Regions from separate parts of the Homo sapiens genome. Here region 1 is linked to region 2. A link is an interaction called in ENCODE POLR2A ChIA-PET data of the cell type or tissue named here. Cell type or tissue: OCI-LY7. All regions are shown on one strand. Links, peaks and the distances in the headings refer to the core of each region. The heading gives the core; the rest is flanking DNA.

Evidence for each region. ChIA-PET counts read pairs that join two places held together with the same protein. Peaks named below come from ENCODE experiments on the same cell type or tissue, not always from the same donor. Only the 100,000 strongest peaks of a DNase experiment are listed, where the experiment ranks them.
Region 1: POLR2A ChIA-PET joins it to region 2 with 13 read pairs; 2 of 35 experiments call an interaction of 5 or more read pairs at or near these places.

The regions. Positions count from the first base shown.
Region 1 is chr6:32,738,516-32,748,197 of GRCh38, reverse strand. HLA-DQA2 (major histocompatibility complex, class II, DQ alpha 2) reads right to left here and starts at 6,807. Exons shown (of 5, transcript NM_020056.5): 1 at 6,673-6,807; 2 at 2,791-3,039; 3 at 2,126-2,407; 4 at 1,784-1,958; 5 at 1,000-1,616. The coding sequence starts at 6,754. The coding sequence ends at 1,804. In OCI-LY7, for the core only: no CTCF peak of the experiment used is centred there; no DNase peak of the experiment used is centred there.
Region 2 is chr6:32,875,366-32,885,881 of GRCh38, reverse strand. It overlaps the pseudogene PPP1R2P1. Among named protein-coding and RNA genes, the nearest start is that of PSMB9, 26 kb to the right of the region's middle. In OCI-LY7, for the core only: no CTCF peak of the experiment used is centred there; no DNase peak of the experiment used is centred there.

The DNA of each region.
Region 1 (9,682 bases), core at 917-8,916, 140 kb after region 2:
CAAAACTATGCTGTATCAATTATTATGTTAATGTTTTGTCTCTTTTTTTTCTCCTATTACATTTTAAACTCACTGATGCAGATAGCATGGACAGAAATATCCTGGCAGATTTCATAGCTGTTTAGAGCTCTCAGGTCCCTGTGGACCCATTTCCTCTGAGAGATTTTCTATTAGGAGACCACGAATCCAGTGTAGGACACAGCACCCACTACTGCTGCTACATTGTCTCAACTGTCTTGTTCTTCCTAGGATTTCTCTCTCATAGGCTCATGCTTTCCTTAGCCAGGAAGGGGGAGGAGCAGGGGGCTGGGGCCCCTAAATGGGTCTGTAGCTTCTACTTCTATCTGTTTTCCATTGTCACTAACCCTAAGTAAGGAACAAGCATTTGTTCCTTTTCAGATACCCCCTTATATTATTGCCTTATTTTAATATTTTTCTTTTTTAAAAAATTTATTTATATGTATTTATTTATTTTTGAGATGGAGTTTCATTCTGTTGCCCAGGCTGGAGTGCAGTGGCACAATCTTATTGCAACCTCCACCTCCCAGGTTCAAGCGATTTTCCTGCTTCAGCCTCCTGAGTAGCTGGGATTACAGGTGCCCAGCACCATGCCCAGCTAATTTTTGTATTTTTAGTAGAGACAGGGTGTAACCACGTTGGCCAGGCTGGTCTCGAAGTCCTGACCACAAGTGATCTGCCCACTTTGGCCTCCCAAAGTGTTGGGATTATAGGTGTGAGCCACCGTGCCTGGCCTTATTTCAATGTTTTTCTAACTGGCTTCCATTTCTTTTCCTGCCTAGAGAATTTTTATCTCCTCAAGGTGAGAAGGGGAGAGGAAAGCTTCTACTGTTGTCATTCTTCACAAATTTAAAGTTTTGAGAATGCAGTTTGACTTTTGGTAACAAAATTTTTTACTTTTGATAACTTTTGAGATTCAAAATTCTTGTATCCTATTTCTCTGTCATTCCTTTTAAGAGCCATATTGAAATTAGTACAGACTTTTTTTTTTTTTTTGTATTTCTGCTATAACCATTCTGAGCCAAGGGCAGAGGGTTCGTTGGTACCTGAATTGAGGGGTGGCTGGCAGTGGCCAAGGGTAGGAACAAAAGGAAGAAAGAAATATTAACACCAGTTAAGAAATCAACAAATTATCAGGATACACTGTACTTGGTTGCTCCTGTGTTACTGGACTTGAAATATGATCTGGGGAATGATATGAAATTGGCCTAAAACATAAGAGTCGCCCATTCTAAGTTATGCTCTCAGTCAGCCCTGAGATGAAAGATGGGAAAAATTCAATAGAGGCATCAAAAGGGAATTTATTGCTTCCATGGAGATTTTAGATAAAGGTCATTGAGGAATTAGGTAGCTGAGTGGCTTACCCAGGCATCCCTTAGTAGGTAACATTTGAGAAAATAAAAAAATTCAGGAAAGGAGGTCAGGGAAAGAATTGAAAGGCATTTGTGAGCTCTGAGGGAATATAGCACCTTAAGTCCCAGAGAAGAGGTGAGAGAAGAAACATTTGGAGGAGAAAAGGGATATGATAAATCAGGCCAGAGAATAGTGCTAGGTCATTTAGCAAGTCCATTCTTCTTCTCCTGTAGATGGTGATGCACCTGCAACAGGACAGACATGAGATCGATGGGTCTGAGGGGCCTCCTGTGTGATCATCATGCCACTTCCCAATTCGCCTACAACTTTCAACCACATTCATGTCCACAACCCCCTCCCACTTTCCTCCCTCTCATACTGAGGTTTCAGCTCCAACAAATCTCAATCTTACCTTCCTTTTCAGGATGGGATTCATAAGAGCCCTTGGTGTCTGGAAGCACCAACTGAACGCAGGCCTTGGATGATGAAGACAGTGCCCACCACAATGCCCATGAGGCCCACAGACAACCCCAGGGCGCAGACCAAAGTCTCTGTGAGCTCTGACATAGGGGCTGGAATCTCAGGCTCTGTGAAAGTGGAGCTGTTGAGGTCAGAATGTGCAGTGTGCTCATGTGCATGTGTGTGGGATGGGATGGGGTGGAGGGCTGGCTCTGCAAGACTCAAGGCCCCAGGCTTAGGGAGAAGAGTGAAGTCTATTATTAGAAACCCATGAAGTGGTGGAACTCATCCTTACCCCAGTGTTTCAGAAGAGGCTCGTCCAGGCCCCAGTGCTCCACCTTGCAGTCATAAATCTCATCAGCAGAAGGGAGGAAGGTGAGGTAACTGATCTTGAAGAAGGAATGATCACTCTTGGAGAGGAAGCTGGTCTCAGAAACACCTTCTGTGACTGAGTGCCCATTGCTCAGCCAGGTGATGTTGACCACAGGAGGAAAGATGTTGTCCACAAGACAGATGAGGGTGTTGGGCTGACCCAGCGTCACAGGAAACTTGGAAAACACTGTGACCTCAGGAACCTCTGTGGTGAGGAAACAGCACTGATGTGAAGTGTGAATAGCTCTGCCATGAGCTTCTGCATTACATCCTGGAAGAGCCCTCCTACCAGCATTTCACCACCTGATAGTCAAAGAGGTCTTATTTACCTTCTGCTTGGGAGCAACGACACATTGCCTCTGCTTTATTCCTGTGCCCTTCTCTCTGTGGGCATGTTTAATAAAGTAGGAATTAATACATAATGGAAAGACCCTTGTATTACATGGGAATATGTGATTTTAGAGATGGGAGATGATAAAATTTCAGCAATTACCATGAGAAGATCTGGAAATCTCTTGAGAAGAAGGGAGTAAAACTTGGTATGAAAGATTAGTTTCAGTAAAGAGAGGCGGAATGGTGGACACGTACCATTGGTGGCAGCGGTAGAGTTGGACTGTCTCATCATGAATTCCAAGGTGTGTTTTCCCACAGCCATATTTCTCAGTGCACTCTGCGGGTCAAAACTTATAAATTTGCTAAACATAGGCAACTGCCAGACAGTCTCTTTCGTCTCCAGGTCCACATAGAACTCCTCGTCTCCATCAAATTCATGGGTGTACTGGCCAGAGGGACCGTGAGACTGGTAGAAGTTCACACCATAGGAGGCAACATGGTCAGCTGACGAGTGAAGGTGACAAGCAGGAGGGTGGAACACAGGGAGAAAGAACCTTAATACAGAAAGTGATTGAAGAAACTCACTTTCAAATATTATGGGCTTCATCTTTGGCACAGTCCCTGAACAATCTTCCTAACACCTGCTTCCTCCTTGCCTAACGTTGGTAGTCATCAGGTTAGAACTGATTCTGTCTTTCTCACTATAACATATGCTCCACAAAGGCAGAACGTCACACGTCTGTTATTTCCTGAGTGCCTACTTAGTGCCTGGCGCATCATAAGCTTATGATGAATATTGCAATAAACAAAGGAAGGAATGAATGAGTTATCATAGGATTTAGTTTTCTTACTCAGAGATTCAGTTTATTTCCCTCTGCTTCCTAAGTTTTCTCTCTCAGTTAATAACAAGTTGATTATACTTCGTTTCCTGTCAGGACTAGATCAGAACAGGACACTTTCTACACAGAGTTTCCTTTTTTTTTTTTTTTAAACCAAAGAAAAGCATGTAGGAACGTATTAACTTAAAATAATTTCTTCTAACAATTATAGGGTACAAGAAAGACTATTACAAGAATAGCAACATTATACATTTATAACAAATAAACAATTCTTCTAAGGTCTCTGTTTTGTTAATAGTAGTGGTCCTTAGAGGAGAGCACCTGATTTCTTCTGAAATGAAAAGTGGAAGCTCAACTGGTTTTTTAATTTCTGTCATTGCCCCCACTTTTTTTTTTCCTCTGAAGGAGGTTACTAAATATCTATAGTGTTCTGATTCAACAATTACATTCACTCGAGGACTCAGGTAAATTAAACCCTTTTTCCTCTAATGGGCAGCGAGCTTATCCGAGGATGCCAGGGCAGAGCAGCAGCCATGAAGTATAGCCAAATGAGCCGAACTGGACATTTTTGTTAAGACATGTGTGAGCCCTTTACCATTTTATCTTTCCTTCCTTCCTTCCTCATTTACTGAGCATCCAAAAGTGTCAGACAGAGCAGGGGTTGCTTAAAACAGCATCAAGGAATGAACTGAATAGTGGGAGAATCAGGTCGGTAAGGGAGCAAATACAATGTACTTTGGGGAATTCTGTGAGGAGGATATCGACAGCCTTACAGTCCGACATTCTTCACAACTATCTGCCAATCAAACCAAACTACATTTCCTTTCATGTCTTTGCAAGGGTCTGTTTTTTCTCCCTGAAAGAAGTTATCTTTTAGGATTTCCTGGAGAAATCCTAAAATTCATCCTTGAGGTTTCTACTTAGTTAACAACTTTGCAGCTAAGTCCTCTCAACATGTTTTTGACCGCGTTGTGACCTCCAACGCCTCAATGGAATCTCAATGTCTGGCTCTCCAAGTTTGTCTTTTCCTCCTCCAGCTCACCTTCTTCCCTACCCAGCATGACTGCCCTGGTTGGTTACTTAACAGGCCACCAACAAAGACTCCTTATCCTTACAATAAACTTTGACTCCTTGTTCAAACATGAATATATGTGGAATACATGCAATCCTTCTTTTCATCTGGTACTTGTCCTGGGTGCTAAGTGTTGCTGGAGGACATCACTCTACTGGCCCAGCTGGAACCAAGTCATTTTTATAGTTTCAGCCTCTGCTGGGCCAGTGTCCTGCTCAGCAGGGCCTTCTGCTTTCCTGTGCCCCATACTGTTTCCATCACTGGTTTGTGCACCCTCTGCAAGGCAGACAGCATGATTTTTTATCTTTGAATTCCCAAAAGTTAGCTCATTGTGTGCTCAAACATGTGTATTGAATGACAATTGCAATTTTTGACAATTACATAGATTTTGGGGAAGACTGACAGGCACCCAGGTAGCAGAACCACGCAAAGCCCAGGATCAGGGATGCCCAGGGCTGAATTCTGACTTGTGAGCCCCGAGCACTGTTGCTTTTGTGGGCGCCTTCCTCCATAAAAATACGGAAAATTACAGCTTCTGATTGTATTGGTATAAAGACAAATACAATCCAGGCTACATTAAAAGTTAAGGCCGGGCGCGGTGGATCACGCCTGTAATCCCAGCACTTTGGGAGGTTGAGACGGGCGGATCATGAGGTCAGGAGATCGAGACCATCCTGGCTAACACGGTGAAACCCCGTCTCTACTAAAAATACAAAAAATTAGCCGTGCACAGTGGCGGGCGCCTGTAGTCCCAGCTACTCGGGAGGCTGAGGCAGGAGAATGGCGTGAACCTGGGAGGCGGAGCTTGCAGTGAGCCGAGATCGTGCCACTGCACTCCAGCCTGGGCGACAGAGCGAGACTCCGTCAAAAAAAAAAAAAAAAGTTAAAACATTTTCATAGACTGTAAAACTTCATTTTTCTTCTAATTTTAAAAGGAGTTAAAACGTTCTCTTGTAGCTTTACAGTTTGGAGGGTCCCCTTCACTGCCCACACTGTTCCTAATGGATAAGTCGAGCCTGACCGGGGCACTCTGGTGTGAGGTTGAAGAAAGGAAATTTGAAACAAAAAAGCCAAGTGCTCTGGAGAAGCAGGTGAAACTTCCACTGCCAAACAAAATCAGAATGGGAGCAGCCATGGTTAATAAGGTTGTGAAAGTTTAGAGTAGCTTCCAGTTCACTTCCCCTTTTAACTATTTGACTTTCCAACTTTTGTTTTACAAACCCACTGCCCATGTCTGTAAAGGAGCAGGGAGTCAGAGATGGATCCTGAAAGGGAAGAGGGAGAAAGGGATGCATGAAGAGAGGTGGGAAGAGATGGACGACAAAGGCAGAGGGGACTAAGGGACCAAATAATTATCTGTGCCTGCCCATTTTTCTCTTTATAAGACTTCATTAGATAAGGTGAAGAACTAGTAATTTGGGTTGACAATTTGAGAATAAAATAATTTAATTTACCAAGCATTTTATCATAAAGTTCTCAGTTTTAAAATATATTCCTTACTTTGCTAAAGAAAAAATACGAAGTTATACCTGTAATAGGAATAAGTTAAAAAAAGTTGACATTCATGTTTTTACTATTCATAAAGCATATCTACATGCCCATTTTATTTGATCATAAGCGAGGTGACATATATGAGGTAGCAGAGAGTAAGTACCACATTTACCACGTGGTAAAATGATTGTTGAAGGCATTCAGCCTGCTGGGCTCTTTCACCTACTCCCCACCTGTGCCAATTCCCATGTGGAAATGTAAGTCTGAGAGAAAGAAAAGAACCTCTTTCTTTATATCTATAGAGTGTACATACTTCATGGAACTATCTACCCCAACATATGCTATAGGAGGCATATGAAAAGCTTCAAAAGTTGTTCAGAGAAATTTGGGAGTAACAGTTCAGAAATTTTTAATAACAAAAAAATACTCCATTCATGGAAACATCCCTAGTCTTTGAGGCAATCATGATGGAATGCCACACAGACCTCCAGGCTATAGTCTCTGGATATAATATAAACAGAACAACGTCCTTGGTAAACTCCAATAGCACAGGTAGCAAAGAGAGTCGGTTGGAGCTCTGGTTTCCTAAAGGAGGAACTGCCATAATTTTAAAATTTCTTAATATTGAAAAGACCCTTGGGAAATTTCTACTATTTCTTAGCAAATTACACTCTCTCTTTTCCTTTAATTTACTGTTTTTCAGCTCCAGAGAACATTCCTCACTCATGTACTCACCCACAATGTCTTCACCTCCACAGGGGCTCATCACGGCAGTCAGGGCGAGGGCCCCCAGCAGCAGAGCTTTGTTTAGGATCATCTTCTTCCCAAGGCAGCCTCAGCAGTTGCTGCTCTGAGCTGTAGAGCAATTGTGAGGACCTCGAGACAAGCAAATCTGAAGACACCCAAACCAAACCCTGCCAGGTCAGGTTTTGGCCAATCAGAAAAATCCCCTATGGTGACATATTGTTTGCCAGTTGCAGAGTTTATATTAAGAGCCCTGGAAGAAGACAGGGACATCCTCTGGTTCTGACACATCCTCCACACAGCATGGTCTTGAGGAAATTTTCTATAAATAAAGGGAAGATACTAAATCTGAATCTTCTGTCATGTGTGCATGTCTGCTAGTGTCAAGAGGGGCGGGAATTTCTGAGCAGCCGCTTGGATAGGTAAGGTCATCAATAATATGGCATCCTTCAGGGTTTTCTGGGTTACATTCTCCAGGAATTCTTCCCTGAAGTGATTTTCCTCCCTGGCAGTCCCCATTCCCTCCCCTTTCTCTGGCTTCTGTATGTGGGTTAGCTATTTTTCTTTTTGCTTCCATAGTGTATATGGTATTCCCCAAATTTTGACTTGACCCCACCTTCCTAGGGATCTCTGCTGGTGGTAGCCAAGCAATACCTTTGCCTTTTCTACTTGTATAAATCCAGTTGGGTAAGTTCTCAAAAGCTCCAGGTGTTTTTGACCAGGGCAATTAAAGGGGTTAGACTGTCATGCGGTGCTGCCTACAGTAACCGATCTTTTACACAGTTTTTTGTTTTGCTTCTAGTAATCTTTATGCTCTGTGTTTCGGAGCTGCTTGAATATATTTAAAGGAAATTTAGGGACATTGATTACATTAAAAAAGCTTTGGCTGGCTCAATTACTCTAATAATTTATTTTATTTTATTTTATTTATTTATTTATTTTAAGACGGAGTCTCACTCTTTGGCCCAGGCCGGACTGCAGTGGTGCTATCTCGGCTCACTGCAAGCTCTGCCTCCTGGGTTCACGCCATTCTCCTGCCCCAGCCTCCCGAGTAGCTGGGACTACAGGCGCCCGCCACCGCGCCCAGCTAATTTTTTGTATTTTTAGTAGAGATGGGGTTTCACCGTGTGAGCCAGGATGGTCTCGATCTCCTGACCTCGTGATCTGCCTGCCTCAGCCTCCCAAAGTCCTGAGATTACAGATGTGAGCCACCGCGCCCGGCCAGTAATTTTTTTTTTTTAATTTAAGAATGTCAAGTCAAATATTGAGAGTAGAATAAGGAGAATTGCTTTAACTTAGAAAATAGGTTTACTTTTCTTAAACTACTGGATCTTTTCATATTTGTTATCCAACCACATTAAGATTTCAGATATTGCAAGGGACTAGGGAATGAGCTAAAATGTAGTAATCACAGGGAAACTTACCTTTTTTCAGATGAATCTATTTTCTGTATGTTATAGAAACAACAAGTTAGTAATGGAGGTTTCATTTAGAATCACTCTGTCCTTGTTGAATGGCCTTCTGAGATTCTCAGCATGTTGTCTTGCCTCCCAATGGCAGAGACTAAAAAAAGGTAAAATAAAAAGTGTCCTGATACCTGGGGGCTGCCTGGATGCAATTAACAAGGCCTTGGGGTTGCTAGGAGCTAGCCTGGTGTGCACAGCTGGTTTTGATTCTCCTGTTGAAGATAATCAATTTCATAGAACATCAGAATCAGACAGGTACTCTGTGAGTGCGATGGATTGAGACAGAAAATAAGGCCACTCAGTCATCACGTCTGCACCCAGACAAAACATGAATATTGTCCAAACTACAAAAATAACCAGGCACATCTCTCGAAAGAGTGATTGCTGCTTCTTTACCAATCACAGCCGTAGCCTCAGGATAGTCTTCCGTCCCTCTAGGTAGTATTTATGAAGCTACCCAATCATAGCATTGCCATCCCCACTCCCTGCTTTCTGTCAGAATCCAGTTAAAAATGAAGTCCCTCTTTCTTAACTCCTCCTCAAAATTACCTAACACAAGCACAAATCTTACAATTGATTAATGGTCAATTTTATGTGTTGACTGGACTGTGGTCCCCAGTTATTCACACACTAATAATCTAGGTGTTGCTGTGAAGATATTTTGTAGATGTCATTAAAGTTCATAATCAGTTAACTTTAAGTAAGAATTTATCTGAGATAAATTGGGTGAGCTTAGTCTAAGCAGTTGAAAAGTCTTAAGAGCAGAGCTGAGGCTTCTCTGAGGAAACGGAAATTCCACTGTGGACAGCACGTCAGCCAGTGCTAAGAATTTCAACCTGCCTTTCCTGATGACCACCTCCCAGTGGGTCTTAGACTTGCCTAGTCCACCCCCACAGTTGCACAAATTAATTCCTTTCAGTCATTCTCTTAATATATGTGTTCTCCTAGTTCTACTTCTTTGGTTCCAACAATCTCTTACTGAACTGCTGCATGATTCCCCATGGTGACTTTTCTCCATCATTGCAATGAACAATAAAGCCAACTTGTTCATTCAAGGGTATGCTCTTCGTGGTCTTTGGCCGGAGGCACTGATGGTACCTCATTAGGCAGTTGTGAGGAATGTACATATACTGCACTTGGAATGAATTACTCTTTATAAATACTTGTCATACTTTAGTATCATCCACATTTTTCAAGGAGGACATTAAAACTCAGAGAGGTAAAGGACTTTTCCCAGGGTCACATGGCTCGTAAGTAGTAGAGATGGGATGCTACAGGGGCAAGCCATGATTCCTCATGAGGGGTGAGGGGTGTCTCCTTCTGTGTGGATTCAGAGTAAGTGCCCTAGTGCGATTAGGAGAGATATATGACACTGTACGTGGCCTTTTTACTCTTTCTAGCCACTGCCATTGTGAACTAAGAGGGTTTTTGAGGTTGCAGTTGAGCTCTGCTCCCTTCACCGTGCAGCATCCTCTTTGCTGTGTAGTAAATAATACATTTCTATCTTTTTTCCCCTGTATCCAGACTTACCTGCT
Region 2 (10,516 bases), core at 1,432-9,431:
GATTCTCTACCACCCCCTAGTGGAAATTCATTCATTTCTTTTTAAGTCCTGCTTCTTCTAATCATTTAGTCTAAATGATTAGACTAAATGAGAAAATTACATAGTAAATATCTGGATTCACTCTTGTTATAAAAGGTTCAAACCGGCCGGGTGCAGTGGCTCACACCTGTAATCCCAGCACTTTGGGAGGCCAAGGCGGGCGGATCACAAGGTCAGGAGATTGAGACCATCCTGGTTAACACAGTGAAACCCCCGTCTCTACTAAAAACACAAAAAATTAGCCTTGCGTGGTGGCGGGCGCCTGTAGTCCCAGCTACTCGGGAGGCTGAGGCAGGAGAATGGCGTGAACCCAGGAGGCGGAGCTTGCAGTGAGCCAAGATTGTGCCACTGCACTCCAGCCTGGGCTACAGAGCAAGACTCCGTCTATAAAAAAAAAACAACAAGTTCAAACCATACAGAAGGGTACGGAGTAAAAGGTCTCCTTTGTTTCTCCCTCCTCCCCATTCCATTCTAGGTCCCAAAGGTAACTGTGTGTAGTTTGTGTTATACTAGGATATTTCCTGTGCTTTTACACATTCCAGGTATATGGCAGGAAAAATCCTGAGACATCAACTGAGGATTATTTTCCTCAGGCATCTTTCTACAACAGAGGCAGATAACGCATTTCCCCTCATGCCATGGGAGACAGACCACAGCAAAACAGCAATGACCAAAAGATTAAGATTTTTCATTTAAAATTTTACATTTGAAAACCATGGTAGGCCAGGTGTGATGGTCACATGCCTTTAACCATTTAGGAGGCTAAGGCAGGAAGATTGCTTGAGCCCAGGAGTTCAAGACCAGCCCGGACAACATGACGAGACTCAGTTTCTACAAAAAAAAAAAAAAAAAAAAAAAAGAAAAGTAAAGAAAAAAAAATTAGCTGGGCATGGTGGCGCTCACTTGTGGTTTCAGCTACTCAGGAGGCTGAAGCAGGAGGATTGCTTGGGCACAGGAGGTTAGGGATACAGCAAGCCATGTTCAGGTCACTGTACTCCAGCCTGGGTGACAGAGTGAGACCTTGTCTCAATAAATAAATAAATAAATAAAAAAAATAGAAAACCCAGTAGAGGCCAAATGAAAGAAAGGTCTTTGGAGATGAAAAACCTTAGATTACTAGATATCTGAAGTCAGCACTTGTTCCATAAATAATAGATTTGGGAAGTACTCCGGATAATCTTAGAGCCAATTTTCTTCTGTGGAAGTGATAAGAATCCACAGGCTGAAGACAGAAAGAGTGTCAGGAACTGGTTTTGGGGTCTTGCACTCTGTAATCCAGTTAAACTGTGTGACAGAGGGTCAGTGCCTCCTCCAACTCAGATATTTTGGGCATACAAGGATGGGATCAAAGAGTGTGCTGTTTCTGGTCTACGGAATATTACAAATTTGAATGAAATAAAAATATTTCTGACAGTTTCTAAACTCTCTTTTCTTAGTACTCAATAGAATGGACTGTCATCCATGCTGGGTAAGGAAAGATCTTGACAAGGAAAGGAAGGAATCAGGGTTTCATGAGAGACAGGGTTCTAGGGATCCAAGCACCATGATGAGGTAATGGCTAAGTTTTCTCTTGGGTAATGCAAAGAAAAGTTGACCTTTACTGCTGTGAAGCAAATTAGAAGCTAACCCGGGGTGCATTCGTTTGGTTTCTTCCAGAAGCAGTCCCTGACACAGGGACATGAATGAAAGTAATTTATTTTGGAGGTGCATGAAACTTCAGTAGCAGCTGAGTAAAAGATTGGGAAGGGAAAACAGCCAACGAAGGGTGAATGACTGGAACTTAATCCCCTGGGGAAATTCTGGGAAAGCACTTGCCTCAGAGTTAACCCAGCCACGGAAGGAGGGAGTTGGGCAATTGTACATCAATTCCCATTGGTTGAAGGCTGCTGCCTGACACGTGAACTCTTCGGCCCTTCTAGTCTGCTGTGAGTCGGGCAGAGTGGCCCTTCTTGGCTTTGAGGAAGCCTTCAGGAATGATGCAAATGTCCAGCCAGTGTGCACTACAGTGGTAAGGCCCAAGGAACATGGCAGGTATTAGTAGCATCAGCCATACCAGGTCTATTTCTAGTTGGAGAACCCTTAGATGACTGGAGCCTGTGATCTCTTACATCTGTAATATCTGTGATCAGAATGGAAGAATTTTCTATTGTCTTTTCCTTTTCAATTTTGCCCAAGCCTTCATAAAGTCTTGTTAAAACTTTGACAACAGTCTTATTTTTACATTCCTTTAATCAAGAAGGACAGGCCTATGTCCAAATATAGGAGGATGTATTAGTTTGCTAGGGCTACCATAAGAAATACCACAGACTGAATGGCTTAAACAACATAAACTTATTGCCGCCTGGCTCTGGAGTCTAGAAATGTGAGATCAAGGTGTCAGCAGGGTTGGTTTCTTCCGAGGTCTCTGTCCTTGGCTGGCAGATGGTTGTCTTTTCCCTGCATCTTCCTATGGACTGCCCCCTGTGTATGTATGTCCTAATCTCTTTTTATATGGATACTAGCTATATTAGGACCTACTTTCATAACCTCATTTTCACTTAATTATCTTTTTAAAGACTCTAACTCCAAAAAAAATTCACGTTCTGAGGTACTGGGTTTATTCAACATTATGAACTTATAGGGGGACACAGTTCAGCCCAAAAAGAGGAAAATGGGGCAAAGGGAAAATCCTTCTTCTCCATCTTCTTTCCTGTTCTCTCTCAAAGGCCAAGGTGAGTGAGAGCAACATTGGATCATGGGATCTTGGTTGCCCTGCAACTCAAGAGATATTTGGCTTCAACGTTAGCAGTGAGCAACAGCAGAGCTGAGAACAGTGGTATAGAACTGAGTCACACTGAGTCAGGCTACATTTCCCAGGCTAATTTGCAAACCAGAATTCCAGATATAATTTTTATTCACTCAAACTTTCCACTCATGAACTTCTTAAATGTATTTTGAAAAACTATGCACATCCTCATACATGTTTTTTAAATTTAACTTTTTATTTTGAGGTAATTAGAGAGTGACATGCAGTTGTAAGAAATAATACAGACAGAACCTTTTACCCTTTAATCCAGTTTCCCTGATGGTAACATCTTATAACACTTCAGTACAGTATTGCAATCAGGATATTGACATTTGTGTCAATGTCAATATTACAGTCAAGACAGTATTTTTGTCACTCCAAGTATCCCTTATCTTGCCCTTTTATGGTCGGTTCACCTCCTTCCCACCCCCATCACTTCCTTAACCACTGGCAACTATGAATTTTTTCTCTATTTCTGTACTTTTGTCATTTCAAGCTTCTTAATACAAAATGTTATACAAATGGATTGTGCTTTTTTTTTCTTTTCAATAAAGTTTATTTTATTTATTTATTTATTTTTTTTGAGATAGAGTCTCACTCTGTCACCCAGGCTGGAGTGCAGTGGCACCATCTCAGCTCACTGCAACCTCCACCTCCAAGGTTCGAGTGATGTTCATGAGTCAGCCTCCCGAGTAGCTGGGATTACAAGCATGTGCCGTCTTGCTTAGCTAATTTTTGTATTTTTAGTAGAGACGGGTTTCACCATGTTGGCCAGCTGGTCTCGAACTCCTGACCTCAATGATCTGCCTGCCTCGGCCTCCCAAAGTGCTGGGATTACAGGCGTGAGCCACCACGCCCAGCCTGGATTATGCTTTTGATGTCAAGCCTACGAATTCTTTGCCTGGCCCTACATCTCAAAGATTTTCTCCTATTTTTCTAAAATTTTAATAGTTTTACACTTCACATTTACTCTGTAATCCATCTTTTTTGTTTCTTTATCTATTTTTAGAGATGGGGTCTTGCTCTGTTGCTCAGGCTGGAGTGAAGTGACGTGATCACAGCTCACTGCAGTATGTAACCTTTTGGGACTGGCATTTTTCACTCAGTATAACTCTCTGGAGATTCATCCAGGTTGTTGTGTGTATCAGTCATTCTTTTTTATTGCTGAGTATTATTTCATGGTATAAGTGTACAATAGTTGGTTTAACCATTTACCTGTTAAAGGATATCTGGGTTATCTTTGGCTACAATGAGTAGGCAGTTAGACAAACATTTGCATACAAGGTTTTGTGTGAAGGCATTGTCTGTGCTTGTGTATTTGTGTATGCAAGTTTTCATTTCTTGGGGCTAAATACCCAGGAGTACAGTTGCTGGGCAGGATGGTAGTAGTATGCTTAGTTGTTGGATTTTTGTTGTTGTTGTTGGTTTTGTTTTGTTTTTAAGAAACTGCCAAATCATCTTCCAGAGTGGCTGTACCATTTTATATTCCCATCAGAAATTATGAGAGATCCAGTATCTCTTCTTCCTTGCCAGCATTTAGCATTGTCGCCTTTTTTTTTTTTTTTGAGAAAGAGTTTCACTCTTGTTGCCCAGGCTAGGTACAATGGTGCGATCTCTGCTCACCGCAACCTCTGTCTCCCGGGTTCAAGTGATTCTCCTGCCTCAGTCTCCCGAGTAGCTGGGACTACAAGCATGTGCCACCACACCTGGCTACTTTTGTATTTTCAGTAGAGACAGGGTTTCTTCATGTTGGCCAGGCTGGTCTCAAACTCCCGACCTCAGGTCATCTGCCCACCTTGGCCTCACAAAGTGCTGGGATTACAGGTGTGAGCCACCGCACCCAGCCCATTGTCACTATTTTTATTTTAGCCATCCTGATAGGTGTGGAGCGATTATCTCATTGTGGTTTTAATTTGCATTTCCCTAATGGCTAATGATGTTGAACAACTTTTCATGTGCTAATTTGCCATTTTTATATCCTCCTTAGTGAAATATTACCTTAAGTCTTTTGCCTATTTTCTAATTGGATTTTTAATGTGTTTTCTTTGTTGAGTTTTGAGAGTTCTTTATATACTCTAGATACTAGTCCTTTGTTCAATGCATAGTTTGCAAATATTTTCTCCTACTGTGTAGCTCATTTTTTCATCCACTTACCAGATCTTCACAAAGCAACAGTTTTACATTTTGATGAAATCCAATTTATCAGTTTTTCCTTTCATAGATCATGCTCTCAATGTCAAGCCTAAGAATTCTTCGCCTAGACCTATATCTCAAATATTTTCTATTTTTCTAAAATTTAAGAGTTTTATGCTTTACATTTACTCCATAATCCATTTTGTTTATTTATTTTAATTAATTGTATCTGGTAAAGGTTAAGGTATTGCATTTCTCTGACATTTTTTTTTTTTTTTGAAACAGAGTCTTGCTCAGTCACCCAGGCTAGAGTACAGTGGTGTGTCACAGCTTATGACAGCCTCGAACTCCTGGGCTCAAGCAATCCTTCTGCCTCAGCATCCCAAGTAGCTGGGACTACAGGCAGGAGCCACCACACCAACATTATTTTTCATTTTTGTGTATAGACAGGGTCTTGCTATCTTACCCAGGCTGGTCTTGAACTCCTGGACTCAAGCAATCCAATCCAGTTGGAATTAAATTTTGCATAAGGCGTGAGACTTAGGTCAAGTTTCATTTTTATTTTATTATCTTGCCTATGGATGCCCAATTGTTCCATTTCACCATTGTTCAATTCACTATTTGTGAAAAAGGCTATTTTTCTTCCACTGACTTCCTTTTGCACCTCTTTCAAAAATCATTTGGGCAGATTGTGTGGGTCTTTTTCTACGTTCTCTATTTTGTTCCACTGATTTGTGTGTCCATTCCTCTGCTAGTAACACACAGTCTTGATTACTGTAGCTATAAAACAATACTTGAAATAGGGCAGACTGATTTTCAACTCACTTTATTCTTCTTTTTCAAGAATGTTTTAGGCGTCGGCGTCGCTCCCGCCCTGGAGCTCTAGGCCCGCTTTTCCCCGCTTGAGTCTGGCGTCGGGGTCATTGTGTCTTGACAACCGCTCCGGTACCCCTTTCCGAGGCAGCAGGTGCGGCCGCTTTAGCCTTGAGCGGGCTCCGCGTCTGCCTGCTGGTCTCTGCTAGTGCCGACCCTTCTGTTCGCGGACCCCACGCCAAGCAGCGACCCTGAGCCGACAGGCGGAGCACCCGGCAATGGCGGCCTCCACGGCCTCGCAACGGCCCCTCAAGGGGATCCTGAAGGACAACACCTCTACGACTTCCTCTATGGTGGCGTCGGCCGAACATCCCCGTGGGAGTGTCCACGAGCAGCTGAGCAAAAAATCCCAGAAGTGGGATGAAATGAACATCCTGGCGACATATCGTCCAGCAGACAAAGACTATGGTTTAATGAAAATAGATGAACCAAGCACTCCTTACCATAGTACGATGGGTGATGATGAAGATGCATGTAGTGATACAGAAACCACTGAAGCTATGGCAACAGATAGCTTGGCTAAGAACTTAGCTGCTGCTGAAGGCTTGGAGCCAAAGTATCAGGTTCAGGAACAAGAAAGCAGTGGAGAGGAGGATAGTGACCTCTCACCTGAAGAACGAGAAAAAAAGCGACAATTTGAAATGAGAAGGACGCTTCACTACAATGAAGGACTCAATATCAAACTAGCTAGACAATTAATTTCAAAAGACCTACACGATGATGACAAAGTTGAAGAAATGTTAGAGACTGCACATGGAGAAAGCATGAATACGGAAGAATCAAATCAAGGATCTACTGCAAGTGACCAACAGCAAAATAAATCACGAAGTTCATAGAAGGGATTTGTTCAACACTCTTATTGTTTGTTAGATATGAACCCCGTTGCTATAATACATTGCTTCTCGTTCTCCACAAGTCATGACTTAAGTACCAAAGTGCATACCAGTTATTATATATTGCCAAGAATTAAATGAAAACCTTAAAGACTGATTAGACTGAAAATGCCTAATTGATATATATATTCTTGTGCCTAGTACTTTACCACAAATACGGTGTAATATCATCAGTCCAAAACTGTATTACTTTTGTAAAAATACTGGTTAATTTGTATATTATATAGCTTTTCATGCTTTAGAGGTTAAACAATATCTTTGGGGGGGAACTAATTTATTTTCATCACTCTAAATGTGGTGATAGCTCTTATAAAGTTTGTTGACTTTTTTTTTTTTAACCAAAAGCCAGTTGAACAACAGGATATGTATGCTGATAAATATTCAGGCTGAATAGTATTTTAACACTTGTCTTCAACTTGATTTGTCTGTTTAATTGAAAAGGATTGTGACCTCGCGCGGTGGCTCACGCCTGTAATCCCAGCACTTTGGGAGGCCGAGGCAGGTGGATCACGAGGTCAGGAGATCGAGACCATCCTGACTACCACGGTGAAACCCCGTCTCTACTAAAAAAAATACAAAAAACTAGCCAGGCATGGTGGCGGGCGCCTGTAGTTCCAGCTACTCGGGAGGCTGAGGAGGGAGAATGGCGTGAACCCGGGAGGCGGAGCTTGCAGTGAGCCGAGATTGTGCCACTGCACTCCAGCCTGGGCGACAGAGCGAGACTCCGTCTCAAAAAAAAAAAAAAAAAAAAAAAAAAAAAAAAAAAAAGAAAAGGATTGTAAGAGTTACTGTTACATTTTCTGGCCTACTACCTTTAAAATTCCTGTTGCATTTCTTTGTATTTACAAGGAAAAGACTGAACTTTTTCTCATCAAAACTAGCTTTTTTCTCACAGGTTAAACTTGCACCAATGTCTGCTCTTTTTTTTTAATGTTTTTGGTACTCTGGGCAGACTTCAGTTTTTTAAAAAATAAAGATTCTAATGCAGCTATCTTGGCATTCCCTTTAAATACCTGTCTTAACCTCCTACTTTTATTTCCTACTCCTTTCCACACACATGCATACAATCCTTTACCTTTTAAAGAATCATTAAGACTGTCACACATTAGGAACTCTTTCGCTCACTCTTCTGTCATTTGCTGCAATATTGAAATTCTTATTTTGACCATCAATGCCTATTAATTCTTCTAATACATGAAGAAAATGATTGAGTAGCAGCAGTACTATAGGTGGGAAATACAGTTTAACTGCTGAATTTTTATACCTCTCTGATTTATAGCTTGCTAATTAAATTGCTATTAATAGTTTGTTTGGCTTAATTAGACTTAAGAAAACAACAGGTTTTTTTTTTTTGAGGTTTTTTTTTTTTTTTTTTGCATGAGGAGAGAATTGTATGTAACCAGTGATATGATTATTCCTGAATGTACAGACAGAAGTAAGCCTGGACATTGTTTAATTTAAAAACTTTAGTCCCTGCTTTAAGGGAATATGATAATGTATACTATGACAAATGTACTTTATTCTTCTAACACAGTAAGAATTACTTGGAACTTTTTCCTGAAACTAAGTGCAGGAAAGCCCTGTGTGTCTTGGTTTAGTGATGGTTTCATTTCTAGCCATACAACTGATGGATTGTATACAATTTTTGTTAGTGCCAAAATAATCTGTTATATGAACAGACTTCTAAAATAATTTCTGTATATTATATATGTAAGAAGGCTTTTATTGAACAGCTTATTTTCCACTTGCAAGTTTATGGAAATATCAATATGTCAAAATAAAAAGTGGGACAATTCTTTGCTGTTAGAAGAATGTGCTTATTATTTTGATTTCTTAAATGGTACATAATCAAAGTACTGCTGAACTATAGGTGCAGTATTCTACTAAACATTTCAGCTAGTAATACCACTGATTTAGAAACAAAACTGTTTATTTTTGCTTTCTGAATTTAGAATGCTGGGATTACCTGTTTAAATATGTTTTAGGGAATATAGAGATTAAATCTGTACATACCTGTGCACATATATTCATGCACCCTCTGATTTTGGTTTTCTCGTTTTTGAGTTCTTAGAAAGTATCCACATACTCTTCTTTTAGTAGAAGTAGCTGTTTTAGAGAGAAGAAAAGGATGAGACTTTAAATAGTTGATTCTTTTTGTGTTTTCTACAAACTTTTTTGAATTTTAAATCACAAGCAAACTAATTTTCTGGTTTTTAGAAAGTAGATGATGATTTCAGAGGAGTAAGACATGCCAAACAGCGTGCTCGGTAGGATTTTAGGTAGTCAAATGCAGCTGAGAAAAAGTATTTTCAAGTCATAAGTTGCTAATTGATATGCTATGAACTAGTCAAAATAGGAACCATATGATTCATGTTAGATTTTCCTCTAGAGATGGATCTGAATGTTCAGTTCCAGCCAAGGTAGATTTTACTTTCAACTTTTTAATCAATATCACTTTCTGTGCTTAATCTCTTTGGTGTTACCTTGTCCATTTTCATTTGTCTAAAATTCTGCAGGGATGACTACAATTTGGCATAATGGTATAAATGAATTGTTAAGGGTAACTTTAAGTTGAAGATTAAAGCAAGATGCCATTTTCCCCATGTCTTTCATTTTGTTTACATTTTTTCCCTTTAAGTTAGTATACACTACACATACTACAATAAAATATAATAATATGAAAAAAGAATATTTTAGATATTCTAGTCCCTTTGCCTTTCCATGTAAATTTTAGAGTAATCCTACCTATAATTAACAAATCTTGCAAAGATTTTGATTGGAATTGTGTTAAACTTGTATATTGGTTTGGGGAGAATTGACATATTTACTATATTGAATCTTCCAATCCATGAACAGTATTTCTCTCCACATAGATAGAGACTGAATAGATCTTCTTTGATATCGTTCACCAGCATTACATAGTTTTTAGCTTGCAAGTCTTGCATGTTTTGTTAGATTTACACATAAGTGTTTCATGTATTTGAGTAATTGTAAATAATATATTTATATTTTTGGGCCAGGCGCGGTGGCTCACGCCTGTAATCCCAGCACTTTGGGAGGCCAAGGTGGGCGGATCACAAGGTCAGGAGATCGAGACCATCCTGGCTAACACGGTGAAACCCCGTCTCTACTAAAAATACAAAAAATTAGCCGGGCATGGTGGTAGGCGTCTGTAGTCCCAGCTACTCCGGAGGCAGGAGAATGGCGTGAACCCCGGAGGCGGAGCTTGTGGTGAGCCGAGATCGTGCCACTGCACTCCAGCCTGGGCGACAGAGTGAGACTCCGTCTCAAAAAAAAAAAAAAAAAAAGAAAAAAAAAAAATATATATATATGTATCATTTGTTCATTGTGAGTATGTAGAAATACAATTGATACTGGTTTATCCTGTATTCTGTTAATTTGCTGAAATCACATATCTAGAAGTTTTTCTGTAGCTTCCTTGTGATTTTCTACATAGACAATCATGTCACTTACAAATGGGAGCTGTTTATTTCTTACTTCACAATCTGTATGCCTTTAATCTCCTTTTTCATGCCTATTGCACTGTCTAGAACTTCCAACACTGTGAATAAGAGTGGTGAGAGTGGACATTCTTGCCTTGTTCCTGATTTTAGGTAGAAACTATTCAGTCTTTCAGAATCAAGTATGTTCACCATAGGATTTTTGTAGACGATCTTTATCAAGTAAAGAAAGATCTCCTCTACTCCTATATTTCTGAGATTAAAAAAAAATAATGAATGGGTGTTAAAGTGGGTTAAATACTTTTTCTTCATCAATTGATATGAACAAGTAA